Linked DNA regions of Homo sapiens: region 1 is linked to region 2. A link is an interaction called in ENCODE POLR2A ChIA-PET data of the cell type or tissue named here. Cell type or tissue: MCF 10A. All regions are shown on one strand. Each heading gives the region's core, and the rest is flanking DNA. Links, peaks and the distances in the headings are about the cores only.

Region 1 (5,384 bases), core at 264-5,263, 53 kb after region 2:
CAAGAATTCTGCCTCTAGGTATATATCCAAGAGAAATGAAAACATGCATCCACACAAAAACTCATGCAGCAATATCCATAGCAACATCACAACATCATTCATAATAGCAAGATAGTAGAAACAAGATAAGTACCCTGGCTGGACCTGGTGACTCACGCCTGTAATCCCAGCACTTTGGGAGGCTGAGGCGGGCAGATCACTTGAAGTCAGGAGTTCGAGACCAGCCTGGCCAATATGGTGAAACCCCGTCTCTACTAAAAACACAAAATTTAGCCAGGCATGGTGGCACGCGCCTGTAGTGCCAGCTACTCGGGAGGCTGAGGCACGAGAATTGCTTGAACCCAGAGGGCGGAGGTTGCAGTGAGCTGAGATCATGCCACTGCACTCCAGCCTGGGTGACATAGTGAGACTCTGTCCCAAAGAAAAAAAGATACTCTACATCAAATAAGAGCTAAAATCAGTGAATCTATCAATATCCTGGTTGGGAAATTGTATTAATATTACAGCATTGCAAAATGTTACCAGTGGGGGGAACTGGGTAAAGGTTACATGGGATCACTCTCTATCATTTATTACAACTGCATGTGAATCTACAGCGATCTCAAAATAAAAAACTTAATTTAAAAACATACTCTAGGTCGGATGCAGTGGCTCACACCTGTAATCCCACACTTTAGGAGGTCGAGGCAGAAAGGTCCCCTCAGGCCAGGAGTTTGAGACCAGCCTGGGCAACAAAGTGAGACCCTCATCTCTACAAAAAAGTAAAAAAAATTTGCCAGATGTAGTAGTGCACACACCTGGTCCCAGCTACAAGGGAGGCTGAGGCAGGAGAATTGCTTGAGCCCAGGAAGTCAAGGCTGCAGTGAGCCATTTGTACCCACAACACTCCAGCCTGAGTGACAGAGTGAAACTCTGTCTCAAAAAATAAAAATAAAAACATCTGGCCTGAAGAAAATAATAAAATAAAATAAATAAATAAAAATAAAAACATACTCTACCTCTTTTCTGTACTTCTCCTTCCAAAATAAGAATTTCCCAGCTAGGCACGGTGGCTCACACCTGTATTCCCAGCACTTTGGGAGGCCAAGATGGGCTGATTGATTGAGTCCAGAAGTTCAAGACCAGCCTGGGCAACATAGCAAGACCCCCGTCTCTACAAAAAAATACAGAAAATTCACCGAGCATGGTGGTGCATGCCTGTAGCCCCAGCTACCTGGGAGTCTGAGGTGGGAGGATCACCTGAGCCTGGGAGGTTGAGGCTGTAGTGAGCCGTGGTCCTCACTCCGCACTCCAGCCTGTGTAACATAGTTAGACCCTGTCTCAAAAAAAACCAACAACAAAAAAAGAATTTCCCAGCAGTAGCATGTCTGTATTCTTTAAATGATGTTGCTATTTGATGGCATTGTTTTATTTGTCAGGAATCCTAGGCCTACCCTGTGGACTCTATGAGTCTCTCAAGAGCTGACCAAAGTTTTGGATGGAGCAAAAATCTTTATTGACTCCAGGCTGGGTGTGGTTGCTCACGCCTGTAATCCCAGCACTTTAAAGGCTGAGGTGGGTGGATCACATGAGGCCAGGGGTTCGAGACCAGCCTGGCTAACATGGCGAAACCCAGTCTCTACTAAAAATAGAAAAATTAGCCGGGTGTGGTGGTACACATCTGTAATCCCAGCTACTCGGGAGACTGAAGCAGGAGACTCACTTGAACCTGGGAGGCAGAGCTTGCAGTGAGCTGAGATCACACCACTGCACTCCAGCCTGGGCGACAGAATGAGACTCCATCTCAAAAAAAAAAAAAAAATTTTGACTCCAGAAGGTGAAAAGATAATCATAATAACATCATTAACAAATGTTTAAATGTCTCTAAAATATGGTCTTATATCAAATAGCTGCAACTCAATTCTCATATGTCTGTATGTGTGTGTTATATGTACAGACTGCATATTTAATATGGGGTATCCTGAGGATTTGAAACTGGAAATGACCTGGTGTTGAATCCTGTCTTTACGCTTGTAGCTCTGTGGCTTTGGAGAAGTTTTCTTAACTTATTTGAGTCTCAATTTCATTATATATTAAAAGAACATCGTAGTATTTACTCCATAGTGTTGTTGTGGCAATTAAAATTACATGAATTCCTGATTCATGTGAAAGCTTAGTAAGTACCTGCCTCATAGTAAGAGCTCAGCTAGTGGTGGCGATTGTGATGATGAAATACCGAGGATGGCGGTGACGGGTATTTGTGGTTGACTGTCAGGGTGGTGGTAGTAAGAGCCTGGAACCCAGCAAGTCCCTGGGTCCACTTGATCATGGGTTTGTACTTAACCAGAGCCAGAGAAAAGGCTTATATTGTCAGTTCTTTTGGAGGAAAAACAGGAGGAAGAGAACAAAGGCTTGGTTTCATTGGAGGCTCAACTGAATGTTATTTTAAATGAAAGCTATAAAAACAGTGTGGGAAAACCACAGGAAAGGTGAGGCCAACTAAGGTTTGTATCGTGAGGTCAGCTGGTGGTTGACTGAGTCACAAAGCATTTTATACAAATCATGATCTGACAATGACTATTTTTCTGGCTAAAGCAGGAAAACTGAGTTTCAAAAACAATTGTAAAAATATGTGTGACTTGTGGTATTTTATATATGAAAAGGTTTGTATATAACTTACATCAAATTTGGTTATACATTTACCTAGCTGTCTTTATTGAAAAAGAGTAAGATGGGCCGGGTGCAGTGGCTCAAGCCTGTGATCCCAGCACTTTGGGAGACCGAGGCAGGCGGATCACAAGGTCAGGAGATCGAGACCATCCTGGCTAACACGGTGAAACCCCGTCTCTACTAAAAATACAAAAAATTAGCCAGGCGTGGTGGCGGGCACCTGTAGTCCCAGCTGCTCAGGAGGCTGAGGCAGGAGAATGGCGTGAACGTGGGAGGCGGAGCTTGCAGTGAGCCGAGATCGCGCCACTGAACTCCAGCCTGGGAGACAGAGCAAGACTCTGTCTCAAAAAAAAAAAAAAAAAAAAAAAAGAATAAGATTATGGGACATTGGGACCTTGCTGGTTACCCTGGGCCTTCAGGTTGTGTGGCCTTCGGGATAAAGGTCTGGGAGCTCTGCAAACATGTGTCAGGGTCTGGCACTTCACAAGCCACTGGGAACGCAAAGCAGTCCCTGACCCCAGGCACACACAGCATTGCACCTATAAAATTGAATAGAACAGGTCTGGGCGCCATGGCTCACACCTGTAATCCCAGCACTTTGGGAGGCTGAAGCAGGAGGATCACTTGAGCCCAGGACTTCAAAACCAGCCTAGGCAACATAGTGAGACCCTGTCTCTACAAAAAATTAGCCGGGCATGGTGGCGTGCACCTGTAGTCCAAGCTACTCGGGAGGCTGAGGTGGGAGGATCGCTTGAGCCTGGGAGGTAGAGCCTTCAGTGAGCTGAGATCACGCCACTTCACCCCAACCTGGGCGACAGAGTTAGACACTGTCTCAACAACAACCAAAAAAGTAACAAAACAAAAAGACAGAGAGACACGTAATAAATAAAAGTCAGTGACCTGCGAATGCTTTATATATTATTCAAAGATAATATTGAAACAAAAATGACTCTGAAGGTCACCTTCATGTTTCTGGCACTTGAAAATTAGTGTATAGCAGTGATGTATTAGGCAACAGAAGGCTTAGAAATGGAAAGAAAGATCTGGGTTTGGGTACAGGCTCCGCCCTTTATCCATTGTGTGACTTTCGCCAGGACACTTAACCTCTCTGCTTCAGTTTCATCATGTGTTAAAACATGAACGATAACACCCACGTAATTGGTTTGGTATGAAATTGAGATGAGTGTTATTGAAATATAAAGTAATATTATGGGAAATTACTGTGATTTTCTTAGTTGGAGGCTGCTTATAGATAACCCAGGATCACAGAATTGCATCATGTCGAGATGTGTTTGTTTTTCACATTTTAGGCCAAAATTAAAGAGAGAAGTAAAATTCCAGATCACTCCTTCAGACCACTGCATGAGCTTAATTTATCAATTTTCCCATCTTTTTTCTTTCAAAAGCTTTAAGGGACTGGGTGTGGTGGCTCACACCTGTAATCCCAGCACTTTGGGAGGCCAAGGTGGGAGGATCACTTGAGCCCACAAGTTCAAGACCAGCCTGGGCAAAATAGTAAGACCTCATCTCTACAAATAAATTTTTAAAAATCAACTGGGCATGGTGGCACATGCCTGTAGTACCAGCCACACAGTAGGCTGAGGCAAGAGGATCACTTGAGCCCAAGGGGTCAAGGCTGCAGTGAGCCATGATCAGGCCACTGCACTGCAGCATGGGTGACAGGTAGACCCTGTCTCAAAAAACAAAAAGGTGGAGGATGGCTTTAGGATTTCCAATTGGCAAAAGAGAAATCTGTGTCTACACTGGGAGGGCAAATGATTATCAAAATCAATTTCTTTTATTTATTTATTTTTTTTGAGACAGAGTTTCACTCTTGTTGCCCCGGCTAGAGTGCAGTGGTGCCATCTTGGCTTACTGCAACCTCCGCCTTCTGGGTTCAAGTGATTCCCCTGCATCCCCAGGCATCCGCCACTGCCCAGATAATTTTTTGTATTTTTAGAAGAGACGGGTTTTCACCATGTTGGCCAGGCTGGTCTCAAACTCCTGACCTCAGGTGATCCACCTGCCTTGGCCTCCCAAAGTGCTGGGATTACAGGAGTGAGCCAACGTACCCAGCCTCACAATCAATTTCTTAAAAGGTTGTACAGAAAGGGTCAGACCCATGAGAGAGAGAGTTCTTTGGCCATGATGTTTGTTATGGGCACAGGAAGGCCAGGATAGGGAGAGAGTCAGGAGTTCACTTACCTTGCATGTCTAAATAGAGGGATACTGTGCTAGATTTAGGGGGAATAAAAGGACAAGAGAATTATGATAAATCTAGAAGACAGTAGTGGGAGTCTAAGTTTAAGTTACTCAACAAATAATAACGGAGCACATATTTTATGCCAGAGCTTGTGCAAGGCACTCAGGATGGGAAGATGTAAATGGTTGTATTCATCCATCGGCATACTAGGTAAGAGGACTTGGTGTCAGTAGACTGAGGTTCAAATCCTGGCTCTGCCACTTGACCCATGGCTTTGGGGAACTGGTGGTGTCAGCAACGTAGACAGTTATAATTCCATGTAATAAGTGCACTAGCAAAGGTCTGTGCAGGCAGTGTGGGAGCTCAGGTCAAGATAATTTCTTAAGATTGTGCTTTGAGGGTTTCCCTTTTCCAAATATATGAAATGACAGATAAATGATAAAAAGAGACAGAAAAAAACCCACTATACTGAAACATGTAATACATATTTCTGCGGAGTAGTAACAAAGATACATGAGTGACGAATGGGCCT
Region 2 (5,384 bases), core at 174-5,173:
TCTCTCAGAAAGTGACTGTCTAAAATTGAGGAACTTTTTGTTTGTGGAATGTACAGAAAGAAGGAATGACACAAATATTTAGAATTCAACAGTTTTAGAAACTGATCTTTCACTTCAGGGCCAGCCTTGTTAGAGTCAGAATTTGATGACATTTCATCTCTTCAAAGATTAATGGAATCCATTTTTATACGTGTAAGGATTTACACAGTTGGAAGTTAACTCAGCCACCACTCCATTCACATTTGTCACGTCATCATCTGTGTATCCCATAAATGTGTTTTAAAATGCTAGAAAGTAATATGCCAGCATTATAGAAGTGAGGGAAATGGGGGGAAATTATAGAGTAAAATCATCACCTAAAATTTCACTACCCTAATACCGAGAGGCAGTTGGACCTGGGGCATGTTGTCTTTGCACGTCCATCTCCTCATCTGTAAAATTAAGAATAATAGTACTTATTTTATGGAGCTTTGCCATGACCAAATGAGATAGCAAATTAAAGCACACATGCAAAAACCCACAATAAATGTATTTTATTAGAGCAAAAATAAGCATTTTTATATAGTCTCTTTGTCTTGTTTTTCTCATTTTTTATGAAGTTTTTTTTGTTTTGGTATGCTTAAAAAAAAAATTACATAGAGACAGAGTCTCGCTATGTTGCCCAGGCTGGTCTCGAACTCCTGAGCTCAAACATTCCCCCGGCCTTGGCCTCACAAAGTGCTAGGACTATAGATGTGAGCCACCATGCCCAGCCTGTTATACTTTTGTATCTCTTTGTTTCTTACTGCATATTAAATGATCACTTTCCATCTTGTTGTGTGTGATTACTGTCTGTGATAGTAACCATATGCCATCATAGTGCATTCTTTCCCCTGTTGTTGGACATTTGGGATGCTTTCAGTATTATAAGTAGTGCTTCAGTGAGCAATTTTATATATGTAGTATATTTTTACTTCCTGGAAACCTTACGCAAGTTTCTTAATCACTGTCTTTGTTCCCTTGTGTATGAATGGGGATAGAATCCTATCTACCTGAGAGGAGAGCTGTGTGTATTAAATGAAGCAATACCACAACACACTTGGCACAGTGGCTGGTATTTACCAGATGCTCGGTAAACGTTACCTGTGTGTTTCTGTCTTACTCTGTGTTTCTGGCTTATTTCTTTAAGCTTGCTCCAGAGATGGGGTTTCTTGCTTCAGTGCTTTCCAGAAGAATTTTAGCAGTTTATGCAGTCAACAGCAATATGTGAAAGGACTGATTTCTCAACCTCCTCATTAGCAGTGATCCCAGGTTTTAACTATCTAACTCTCTTTCCCTTCAAAATAATAGTGACAAAAACAAGTTCATCCATATTTGAGCAGATTTTTAGGACTGGGACTCGCTTCTGCTCACTCACCTGAACAGTCAGACCCCCTGTACACCAAGATCGGGTTCCAGAGGCTCTTTAGAAGTCTTTTTTTTTTTTTTTTGAGATGGAGTCTTGCTTCATCACCCAGGCTGGAGTGCAGTGGCGCGATCTCGGCTCACTGCAAGCTCTGCCTCCTGGGTTCACGCCATTCTCCTGCGGCCCCCCCCCAAGTAGCTGGGACTACAGGCGCCTGCCACCACGTCTGGCTAATTTTTTTGTATTTTTTAGTAGAGACGGGATTTCACTGTGTTAGCCAGGATGGTCTGGATCTCCTGACCTCGTGATCCGCCTGCCTCGGCTTCCCAAAGTGCTGGGATTACAGGTGTGAGCCACCGCGCCCAGCCTGGAAGTCTGTTTTTCTAAGCTTGCAGTCCCCAGTTGCATTCCACCAAATTGTAGTGTAAGTTGGTCCTTTGAAGCTTAAAACCTAGCATATTTTATTCCTTACTCAATGAAGTACATATTGTTGGTCTTCCTTGTATTTTTACTTTTTCTAAAACAAGCCAACAGTTTGCACTAGGAAAATCCATTGTGGCAAATAATGACCTCTATGATCCCTTCCCCTCTCCAGAAAAAAGAAATTGGCGAGGGTAACCATATGTCCTGGTTTGCTCAGTTTATACTTGTCGTAGTGTGATTATTTATAGCGATCCCTTCACCCTCAGAAGTGACCTAGTTTGGATGATAAATTATATTGTCATCCTAGCCCCAGGGGATTCCTCAGCAGCTGGGTTATCTGCCTACACTTGCCACCTCTCTACTCCCCCTGACAATTTGCTCCCTCTCCAACAAAGGATTCAGCCACATTGCTTTCACCACGCTTGACTCAGAAGGTTCTGCGTGTGTCCAGCCTCTTGTGATTTCACATTAGCCCAGTAGGCATGCACTTAAGTGTGTCCACTTTCCCATTCCTTTCTCCTCCATCTTGCCGATGGTTGTCAGTGGCATTGGCAGGGCACTTTTCATTTGATTCAGAAATGCTTTTGTCTTTCAGAATTAGGTGTTTTTCAGCTCAATTCATCCCATAGGCAAATGTAACATTCCTCATTTCTCATCACTTGCAATTTAAAAAGTTATATCTGTTTTCAATTTCATCTTAAATGCAAACCTCCTCTTACAGAACTTTTAAGCCTTATTTTGCCTTTGTAAAATATGATAAGATTATATTCATCAAGTGCCTCAAAAGCCCTCATAAACAGACAGGTCAACGATGAGGAAGCAATGGCAAGGACAAGTCTACAGTGATGGTGCACAGCTCCTATCTCCTTCATTGGCCACAGGCAGAATTTGGCCCATAAGACAAGACTTTGTAGGTACAGAAGCTTCTGCATTGGAAAAGCTAAAACAAGTTAGCTACTCGCTTGTGATTACCTTGTGTAACTAGGTAACTATAATTTAACTGGCATAAAGGGCTTTGTGATTTGAGAGACCCTCTTTTCCTCCAAACAAGTGCTCACATTTCTTGGGGTAAAGTGTCCAGGTTTTGAGGAGGAAAAGCAAGTGTTCTGATGAGGGATCCTGCCAGAGTGAACCCGTGCGGTATCAGTGTGGGGAGCGTCGTTCATAGGTCGAGAGTGTGGATTCTTAATGGAAGATGTGTTTATCTCTTTGTTTTAACTAGGTGACTTTCGGATGGTGGTTGGAGAAGATAAAACAAAAGTGTTGAATATTGTGAAGCCCAATATAGCCCACTTTCGAGAGCTCTATGGCAGCATACTACAGGAAAATCCTCAAGTGGTGTATAAAAGCCAGCAAGGCTGGCTGGAGGTAACTGTATGTGGAAAATAGCTTGTATTGTTTCTAAGACAAAGGCTATTTGCAGGAAGAAAGTCAGGGGTAGAACAGCATGACTGGTGTGAGAACATTTATAGTTTAAAAAGTAAGTACTGTATGTAAACATAGGCTTCTGTGTATCTGGAATAATGCTAAAAGGTAACAGACTAGTAATAAGAGGCTGCCTTTGGAGAAGGGAACTAGGGGCAGAAGTGGGAGAGGGACTTGTTTTGACCATGTATATCTTTTTTGCCATTGGAAATTATTACCATGTCTATCAATTACCAATCAAAACAAGTGAAAATAAACTTTTAGATCACTCTCATTCCATCCCCAGACCCATTTAGCTCCCCAGAGGTAACTGTACTGACAGTTTGGTGTCTGGTTGTTGTTGTTTTTTTTTCTTTTTTTGGGGGGACAGGGTCTGACTCTGTTCCCAGGCTAGAGTGCAGTGGCACGATCTCGGCTTACTGCAGCCTCAACACCCCCCAGCCTGGGATCAAGCCATCCTCCCACCTCAGCCTCCTGAGTAGCTGGGACTACAGGTGCATGCCACCACACCTGGCCAATTTTTGTATTTTTTTTGTAGAGACAGGGTTTTGCCATGTTGCACAGGCTGGTCTCAAACTCTTGAGCTCAAGCAGTCTGCCCGCCCCAGCGTCCAAAAGTACTGGGATTATAGGGATGAGCCACTGCACCCAGCCTGCTGTCTGTTCTTCCAGATCTTTTCACGTGTACTTTTGTATATGTTTGTATGCATATAGGAAGAGGTTTGGTTTTGTTATACATTAATGGGCTCATACATATTCAAAATTCTCTTCTTTCCCCACTTGTTTTGTTTATTATGTCTGGGAATTTTTCTTTTTGATATATCAAATAAAACTTTCTTATCAAGGTATTGTTTCAATTAATATTAAGTGTTTGTTTGAAAATAAAAACCAGGCCGGGCCAAAGGTTTTTTTTTTTTTCCTTTAATGTAAAGAACACTGTATTTTTCTTCATTTATGCTCTTCTCCATCCACATAGTAGGGGCAACTAACATTGTAATGAGTAATAGATTAATGGAATTTCTAGAGCTAAAAAGGGAATTTAAAAAAATAGGAATTATTTTAAAACAAGAAAAGAATAGAGAGTGACATATGAAATGCGAGAATACCCACCACTCAGTTTAACAGATTTTGCCACATTTGGTTCAGGTTGAGGTTTTTTGTTTTATGCATGTACATGATTTAAAAGCCAAATGATACCTCAAGTTTATAACAAAAAGAGCAGTTCCGTGCTGCATACGTTCCCACATTCTCAGCCCTGCTTACCAGAGGCAGCTGCTTTCGTCTCTATAGCTGATTCTTCTGATATTCACCTCCATGTTCTAAATAATATGCTTCGACTATTATTTCTTGATTTTTTTTCAATCTTACACTTTATTTTTGCCATCCTGGAAGAAGGGGATTTTTTTTACCGTCTTACACTACCCCATCAATTCTTATACCAATTACACACTCACACACATGCACTTAGCACACACATTCTCTTCCCCTTCTACCTCACGCCCTCATGCTTCACATAAAGTTACTTCATATTTTTTGTTAGCTTAATATTCAATGTTTATTTTATTGTGACAGCCTTTTCTTTATTGATGAGCTGTGGCATTATGAAGTTCCTTTTCCTGTACAACTTTGTTTCTCCTGGAGTTAATAGTTGTCTTATTTTTTCAGTTGCTTAGGTCAGTCATCCTCAAACTCTTGACAGATCCGTAAAACTCTTCCCATTATAGACAGATTTATTGGGTATTTTCTGTTTCTTGTTTCTCACAGGAATGTTTTTCCTGGAGCCCCCTGCCCTGTTCCTTTCTCAACTGGTTGTTTTCTAGCTCACTGCACAGCCGCACTCCTCCACCTTCCCTTCATTATCACCCTGAGAATTCCCTTTGCCTCCCCCGTGCTAGTTTTTGGTTTTGTGGGTCTTGCATTTTCCTCTTCCACGGTTTATACTCTGATATTAGTGAAGTTTGTCTTTTATTACCTTCTTAAAGGGTGTGAGGGAGGCAAGTTTTTGAGACTATATACCTCTGAAAATTCTACCCTCCCTTTGATAGATAGTATTGGCTAGATATCAAATTCTAGGGTGGAGATAATTTTCCTTCTTTATTTATGTCTGTTTTCCATTCATTATTCAGTCACTTGGTGGGCTCTTTCTTTCTTTC

What was found. Peaks named below come from ENCODE experiments on the same cell type or tissue, not always from the same donor. Only the 100,000 strongest peaks of a DNase experiment are listed, where the experiment ranks them.
Region 1: POLR2A ChIA-PET joins it to region 2 with 5 read pairs; 5 of 35 experiments call an interaction of 5 or more read pairs at or near these places.

What each region holds. Positions count from the first base shown.
Region 1 is chr3:11,762,121-11,767,504 of GRCh38, reverse strand. It overlaps a transcript of TAMM41 not described here. Among named protein-coding and RNA genes, the nearest start is that of TAMM41, 82 kb to the left of the region's middle. In MCF 10A, for the core only: no CTCF peak of the experiment used is centred there; a DNase peak (open chromatin) is centred at 2,234.
Region 2 is chr3:11,814,983-11,820,366 of GRCh38, reverse strand. TAMM41 (TAM41 mitochondrial translocator assembly and maintenance homolog) reads left to right here. Exons shown (of 8, transcript NM_001284401.2): 5 at 3,030-3,175. Among named protein-coding and RNA genes, the nearest start is that of TAMM41, 29 kb to the left of the region's middle. In MCF 10A, for the core only: no CTCF peak of the experiment used is centred there; DNase peaks (open chromatin) are centred at 1,046 and 2,186.